Regions from separate parts of the Mus musculus genome. Here regions 1 and 2 are each linked to region 3. Evidence: chromatin loops called from intact Hi-C (ENCODE). Cell type or tissue: gastrocnemius. All regions are shown on one strand.

What was found. Hi-C counts contacts between places; a loop is a spot of excess contacts. Peaks named below come from ENCODE experiments on the same cell type or tissue, not always from the same donor. Only the 100,000 strongest peaks of a DNase experiment are listed, where the experiment ranks them.
Region 1: a loop joins it to region 3, with 2.8 times the contacts of the local background. A loop is called at or near these places in 15 of 42 quality-filtered maps.
Region 2: it touches region 3 in a loop (4-fold over the local background); 7 of 42 quality-filtered maps call a loop at or near these places.

What each region holds. Positions count from the first base shown.
Region 1 is chr19:45,282,567-45,285,066 of GRCm38, forward strand. No RefSeq gene overlaps it. Among named protein-coding and RNA genes, the nearest start is that of Gm29595, 20 kb to the right of the region's middle. In gastrocnemius, a CTCF peak has its summit at 940 (motif pointing right); a DNase peak (open chromatin) is centred at 956; H3K4me3 peaks cover 322 bases.
Region 2 is chr19:45,362,743-45,365,242 of GRCm38, forward strand. Btrc (beta-transducin repeat containing protein) reads left to right here and starts at 992. Exons shown (of 15, transcript NM_001037758.2): 1 at 992-1,144. The coding sequence starts at 1,097. In gastrocnemius, CTCF peaks have their summits at 1,230 and 1,429; a DNase peak (open chromatin) is centred at 927; H3K4me3 peaks cover 2,152 bases; H3K27ac peaks cover 1,657 bases.
Region 3 is chr19:45,429,953-45,432,452 of GRCm38, forward strand. The region is part of intron 2 of Btrc (beta-transducin repeat containing protein); the gene reads left to right. Among named protein-coding and RNA genes, the nearest start is that of Btrc, 67 kb to the left of the region's middle. In gastrocnemius, a CTCF peak has its summit at 1,475 (motif pointing left); no DNase peak of the experiment used is centred here; H3K27ac peaks cover 883 bases.

The DNA.
Region 1 (2,500 bases), 150 kb before region 3:
GCGCGTCTAGCACCTGGTTTAGGGGGGGAAATTCTTCCCTTGTCCAGTCTAATCCTGCTGGTCGTTCAGCCCTCAAATATTTATCAAAGGCTGGGAGACAGCAGACACTGCCCTGTGAATTCAATGATGCATAAAAATAGACTCCTCAGCTCACAATTCTCTAGCGAGCCAGAGACTAAACGCAAGAATCTCATCAACATCAAAGTACAAGTGTAGCGAAATCCTCGGGGAGGCGTCCCTGGCATTGTGAGCCCATTCAGGAGCGGGAGGGTGTGTGTGTGTGTGTGTGTGTGTGTGTGTGTGTGTGTGTGTGTGTGTGTGTGTGAGGGGGGGGGGGATGGGGGGGGCCTGGTTTAGTAGCTCAGTGAGGTTGTTCTGGGTTGAGAACTGGCATCAGAGTAGATTTTAGAAGGAGAAGGGATTAGACAGGTGAGGAGAAGGAAACACACTTTAAAGCAAGGACCCTGTGGCTGCCGAAGAGGCATGCAGAGCCCCAGGTGGAAAGTCTGGGTCTCTAAGGGAGTACAGGGGGTTGTGTTAGGAACAGACACTGGGGATCAGTAAAGGCCAATAGCCTTTAAAGATTTGGACCTATCTCCTGGAACAGACGGGTGTAGTAAACCTAGCTATGGTGGGAGCAGGTGATATTGTAAAAACAAGCTCCCAGGAGCTGTGGAGGCTCTTGAGTGGCTTCTCCGAAGCCTGTCTAAAGGAACGGTGCAGGAAACACGCAGCAGCTGAACTGCCAGGGGAGAGTCCGACAGAGGGTAAGTTGAGAAGGGCGAGCAAAAACTACGTCCATGCACAGCCGTGGTCTAGGGGAAGAGACCCTGAGAGGACCTATTAGCAAGATTCTCAGGCATCAGGGAAGAAAAGCCGGCTCCTGGAGGAGAACGCCCCACCTCTCAGAATCGAGAAGCTGTGGCAGTGACCGAGTTTGCCCAGGAGAGGGCTCCACCCTGGGGAAGATGGCTAAGTCTCAAGGATGCAGATCATCTCTGAGATCCTCTCCCAGAGAAATGATGTCCAAGAACAGGGCCCTGGGGACGCCCTGCCAGGCCTAGAGGAAAGGGAACTGGGGACAGCGGCTGGAGGCAGGCTTCACAGCACCACTTAAGGCACCTGAATAGAAAGAAGAGGGAAGGGGACCAGGAAGAGCACTGAGCCCCAGTGACCAGTTTATGAATCAGGGACAGAGAGGTGGCAAGTTTGGGTGATCCGCAAGCCAGGAAGGCCTATGGGTCCTGGGTCCCCATTCCCCAGGGGAAAGACACAATGGGTATAGTTTTGCTTCCTCCTGGATGTGGTGAGGAAAGGGAAGTGGAGCAATGGCCAGGATGATGGGAACAGAAATGACTGGAAGGAGACATCTTCCCCTCCTCTCACCCCATCCTTTTCTTTCCAAACCTCCCTGGACTGCAGAAAAATAAGGAGACGGGGAAAACGTCTTTAAAAGGATCTGGTATAGAGACGAGGAATTGGAACAGAGCCCCCATGAAGTTTTTCTATAGTTTTTATTTTGTGTATATTTATGTGTCTGAGTATTTGCTTGGAGGTATGCATGGGAATCATATGTATCTGGTCTCCACAGAGGCCAGAAGAGGACATTAGATCCCCTGCAACTGGGTTTACAGGTGTCTGTGAGCTGCTATGTAGGTCCTGGGTATTGAACCTAGGTCCTATGCAAAAGCCCCCAGGTCTCTTAACTGCTTAGCCATCTCTCCAATCACAACTTATCCTTTTTCTTTTTTCTTTTTTTTTTTTTTTTTTTTTTTTTTTTTTGACTTTTGACTTTTTGAGACAGGGTTTTTCTGTGTAGCCCTGGCTGTCCTGGAACTCACTTTGTAGACCAGGCTGACCTCAAACTCAGAAATCTGCCTGCCTCTGCCTCCCGAGTGCTGGGATTAAAGGCGTGTGCCACCACGCCCGGCTACTTATCCATATTTTAATAGTGTAAGGAGTGTTTATAGAGACCTAGGTTTACCTGAAAATGTATGTGGACATGCATTTCATCCTTTTTTTATTTTTTTTGTTTTGGTTTGGTTTGGTTTTTGGTTTTTCGAGACAGGATTTCTCTGTATGGCTCTGGCTGTCCTGGAACTCACTTTGTGCATTTCATCTTTATTCAGTCGCCCAGATGTGCTTGTTCATACACACCAACACACATGAACCTATGTAGGTGCTCACACCCACCCACTCATACATCCACATGCTCAGCATGTTACACATCTGTACTCTCAGCCATGCCCAACAGATGCAGCTGTTCACAGTGGTCCACGAGCTGTGTGTGTCATGAATACTCCCTAGTAGAGGTGACTGACTCTATACTGGTATGTGGAAATAATAGCAAATTCAGAGAGGCAACATGTGGGTAGGTGGAGGAGGCGTCCTAAGATGGGTTCTGTATATTTGAGGGTGTGCGTGTAGTAATGTGTGTGCATTTGGTCATGTGTTCATTCACTTAGCAAAGTCAGCGGGAAGCCACCATGTGCCAAGCCTT
Region 2 (2,500 bases), 67 kb before region 3:
TACATCAACCTGCCTCTGCCTTTGCCTCCTAAGTGTTGGGACTAAAAGCATGTGCCACCACACCTGGCCCATTTCTGGCTTTTTTTTTTTTTTTTTGGTTTTTTGAGACAGGGTTTCTCTGTATAGCCCTGGCTGTCCTGGAACTTACTCTGTAGACCAGGCTGGCCTTGAACTCAGAAATCCTCCTGTCTCTGCCTCCCGAGTGCTGGGATTAGAGGCGTGCGCCACCATGCCCGGCTCCCATTTCTGGCTTTTTATGGCCAAAGACACTACTTATAGATTTCACTTGCTTGATAGTCATTGAATTTCATTTATGTAACACAGGACTTTGATCTCAGGGTTAGCAATGGTAGTTCATACTTTCTGAGCGCTAAACTCAAGGTTTCCTGGAGTGAGTTCTATCTGTCCCTGGCTTGCTTGGGGAGAGAAAAGGCTCTTCTGAAAAAAAAGAGGCAATAATAGCTTAGGATGTTATCGGAATCTTGCATTGATGTTGAGGCTGCTGTTACATGCACACTTGGCTCAAGTCTCTAGGTCTCAATCTTTCTGCAGATGCCAGATGTATGAACTTTAGGAGGGTCTGGTTTTCTAAAATCACAATTAGGGAGAACCAAGGACCCTGAGTTCTCTATTTTCCTAGTATTTGGAATACAGAGGAAGCGCTAGTCGCCATCTTGCTATCAAATGCCAGGCAAGGAGCCACTGGCGTCGTTTGGTAACCACGGTGACACTCCGGCTTTGCCTTCTTAGAGACTGGAAACTACAATTCCCATCAGCCGACTTCCCCTCCGGGCTCTCGAGTGCTCTACATTTGGCTTGCACACAGCCGCGACTCTACGCAGTGACCCGTGGGAGTTGCTGTTCGCCGCGTAGCCTTGCCTTTTGCCGCTGGAGCCTCCAGAACTACAAGTCCCGTGAGGCAGCGGAGTGCGCACGCGCAGAGCCGCGGTCCTCCTCGGGCCCCCTGCCAGTGCCAGGAGGTAAAAAGAGAGGGCGGGGGAAGGAAGAGGAGGCGGGATCCGGACGCTGCGTTGGCTGCGGCCTGGCACGAAAGGGGCGGCCCCGGCGGAGAGCAGACCCAGTAGTCCGGGCGATTATGGACCCGGCAGAGGCGGTGCTGCAGGAGAAAGCGCTTAAGTTTATGGTGAGGAGATGGGTGCGGGCAGGGGACTAGTGGAGGCGGCTGCGTTGGCGTGTCGCTGAGCTTAGGCCAGGGTCACCCGCTCACCGCAGGAGGGGGCAGTGGGACTGGGGGCCAAGGCCAGTGGCGAGGCGGAGGGAGGGACTGGACCTGAGCTTGGGGGAGGGTGCAGGAGGGTACAGAGGGGACCCTGGGGTGGGGGCAGCAGCTCCGCCATCTTGTGGAAGAGAGGCCAAGTGACAGCGGGAGCTCATTCGAGGTGGGGGCTCCTGGCGGCGCGCGGGGCCCCAGAGGGAAAGGGGCGTGGGGACAGTTACTGAAGAGCGGAGGAACCCGGGTGGAGAGACGCCTGTGGACGCTGGCAGGGGCCTTCCCGGTGTCAGGGTTACGGGTAAGGCCTGGGAGAGGAGGTGCACTCAGGAGTGGGGAATAGTGGAGATAGGATAATGGCAAGACAGACACTGGGGGCAGGGGGAAACTGGGCAGGGCTGGAAACTGATGGCTGTAACGGCGAAAGTGGGAAAACCATGGCTGGGAGGCAAGTATTTTTGTAGGATGGGCTGAGAAGATAGCCTTTGCCTAAGGGCTAAGGGTGGAATCCCAGTTAGCTCTACTAATGTTGGCAAACTCTGGAAGAGGCCTCATTTAAGAAGATAAGGACTCAGACCTAGGGCTATGGTGACAGTTCCTGGGAGAGAAAGACAGTGTTGATTGTGAGCTAGAATTACAAATATCAGAAAGGAGATACGTGCTCTGTTTTGAAGGAGAGGGTCAAAATTATTTGTGGTAAGGACAAAGCGATGAAAGAAATGTAGTTACAGGTGAGTGGGGACAAGGTTAATAACCAATAAGAGAAATCAAAACAAAACTTGGGCCTTCAGTGGTGAGGTAGTAAAAAGTGGGGGAAGCCAGGTGCTGTATTGCTTTCTGTGAGAAGAAAGTCCTTGGAGAAATGAGATGTGAGGAAATTTCAGAGGAAGGATGTAGGGAGTAGAGAAAGTGAGATAAGTCGGGATTGGTGGTTGCCCGTGAGTTTTAGGTTGTAGTACAGAGTGAGTATTGCATTTTTAGGGTCTGTGTCAACCCCTTAGGCCCTGTTTCTGTAACTTTGTATGGTGGTTCTCCTTTGCTGTGCTTGTCTTTGGCAACCTTGACCAGTCTGATATTTGATGCTTTTAATCTGATGCTTTCTTGTATAGCCTAGGTGTAAACCAGCCTCTAGTTACATCTAAAGAAGGATGGATGCATAGATTTTTTTTTTAAGCTTAACAGGTGGTCTTAGGGATAATGCATTATTTTCAATCAAGTCTTGTGGTTTTTTGTTTATTTGTTTGTTTGTTTTTGTTTTTTTTCAGAAGT
Region 3 (2,500 bases):
AGCAAAGTTGAAGTGCTGAGTACAATGAACATCAGGCTAGAGAAAGGTTGAAAGCCAACATATTGATGAATCTTTGGACTTAAGACTAAAGTCCAATTTTAAAGCATATGTGCGAAATGTTAGAAATATATTTTTGAAGATGTTTTTATAGCGAGGGGCAGAGGAGATGGCTCGGAGGGCAAGATTGCTTGCTATGTAAGCATGAGGAGATGTGGCTTCAAATCAGCATCCACTAAGTAGCCTCATGTAATCCAAGCAGTGTGGAGGGGCGGAGGCAGGGGAATGGCTGAAGCTTCCTGGCAACCAGAGTCACTCCAGGTCTGTGACAGTTAAGAATGCTGACACTCCCACCCACCCCGCACCCTGTGTGTGTGTGTGTGTGTGTGTGTGTGTGTGTGTGTGTGTAGGTGAAACACAAAATTATAAAAAAATATAGTGAAATTGTTTTAAAGTATTGGGTACATTGAAATCTAATGTTACTTTCATCTTTTATGTGTACTTCAAGTGTTAAAAGTAAAAATGACCCAAGTTCGGCTACATTTTTGCCTTATCTTGAAAATAACCTGTATTGGAGAAGTGACATCTTCCGCTGATTGCCTTTCCAGCTACTTGCTTGGTTGTTGAACTATTTTATTTCAGGTTTGTTAAAAACACAATCCTCAGTTGCTGAGTGTTTTGACATGTCCAAGTGTAGCTAATGTGCACTTATGGGATAATGTATGACTTTATCTGGTGTTTAGAATATGCCAAAATCATCATCTTGTGAGACAAATCAGATTTCCTTGAAACATTTTTATTCTTCATGATGGATGTGAAAAGTAAAAATCTTCTCAAAGTATTTATTCCTTTGTTTAGATATATTCAATAGTAATGGATTTGCTTTCCCTCAAGTGTTTTTACTTGGTCAGAACCTTGTGAAGGGGATGATAGTGCAGATGATAGTGCAGATGCCAGGGATGCAAACCATAGGAATGGACCTGGTGGGAAGAGGGTGGCGGCGGCCTTTGGAGGTGCCCTACCTAAGTGACAGATCCTCTCTGTGGGCACTTAGACTAATCTGTGTCCTCTGAGAGAGGCATGTTGTTTCTTTATGTTCGAAGATTCCCAGTTATTTCCGTTCTTTGTGCATACAGAGGCCATGGTTGTATGTGTGTTCTTTCTGTGCTGGTCAGGAATTGTTGGGTGGGTCTGTGGCTGCCAAGGCTATGCACTCCTCTTCCACTGTGGTCCTTTGTTAATGTTTTTGCCTCCATCCTGTGGAGATAAAGAGTCTCCGTGTTAGGCAGGCGGTGGTAGGCAGGCATTATTCAGGAAACTCTTTCTTTGTCATTTATTTATGCCAGGGTGTTTTAAGAAAGCTTTGAGCTGGAGAAATGGCTCAGCAGTTAAGAGCACTGACTGCTCTTCTGAAGGGCCTGAGTTCAAATCCCAGAAACCACATGGTGGCTCACAACCACCATGATCTGACGCCCTCTTCTGGTGGGTCTGAAGACAGCTACAGTGTACTTACATAAAATAATAAATAAATCTTTAAAAAAAAAAAAAGAATGCTTTATTTAAAATTAACAAGCAAGCATGTGAGCAACCCAAGAGCGTGCACTCCTGACTGGCTTCAGAGGACCCTATGCACTGTAGCACATTTCCATTAGGAGCTGGTGCATGTGAGTTTGTTTTTCTTCTGAGCTTTTCTGCATCCTTACACACAGTTCTCTGGAGACCAGGGATGTTATGTTTTGAGATAGTTATTTAGAAAGCAGGAGAAGGGTTTTGCAGTTTATCTTCTTTTGCTGGGTGATCTGTCACCTGGCCTTAAGGTCTTTAGGTGTACAGTGAAGAGCTACTGCCTGTGTCTTCGTATGAGTTAAGCTGGAGTTCTGTGACCTGTAAAATTTGCATGACGAAGGCAGCTGTTCCTTTTCATACGTGAACTTTAAAGTCAGCTTGGTTTTTATGTGTTGGTCCATATAGTCAGGACTAAGTGAAAGCACGAGGCGTTAGCAGTCCCCTTAGATTTTCACGCTACACATAAACCTACTCGCCACTTCAAGCTAGAAAATGTAAAGGTTCATCCATAAGAGCCAAAAGCTTTATATTTGAATGAAAGCCCCTCATTAGCTTAATTTAAATGAAGCTGCTGTAGTTTAACAGCAATGTAATTTCTATCTTTTGCACAAGTCACTACTTTGTATGACTTTCTTTACTGATAGTAAACCATAAGGGACATTTCTAGTTTAATATTAATGTATTTCCCCTCGATTTTTTTAAGTAGCAGGTTGTTAATTTTTTAAGCATATCAACTGTAGCATAGTACAGTCCTTTGAGGGAAATTAGTAAAATGAGGATAAGATGGATACAGGAATCCAACAGCTTGAAAATCACTGTTTGACCAAAATCTCTTTTGTATTCCCTGCTCTGGTTCTATTTCAGTAGTCCTGGAAATGTGCCTGTGTGCTATTTGCAGCGAGATTATAAAACTGAATCATGATTTTGGTGATGGAAG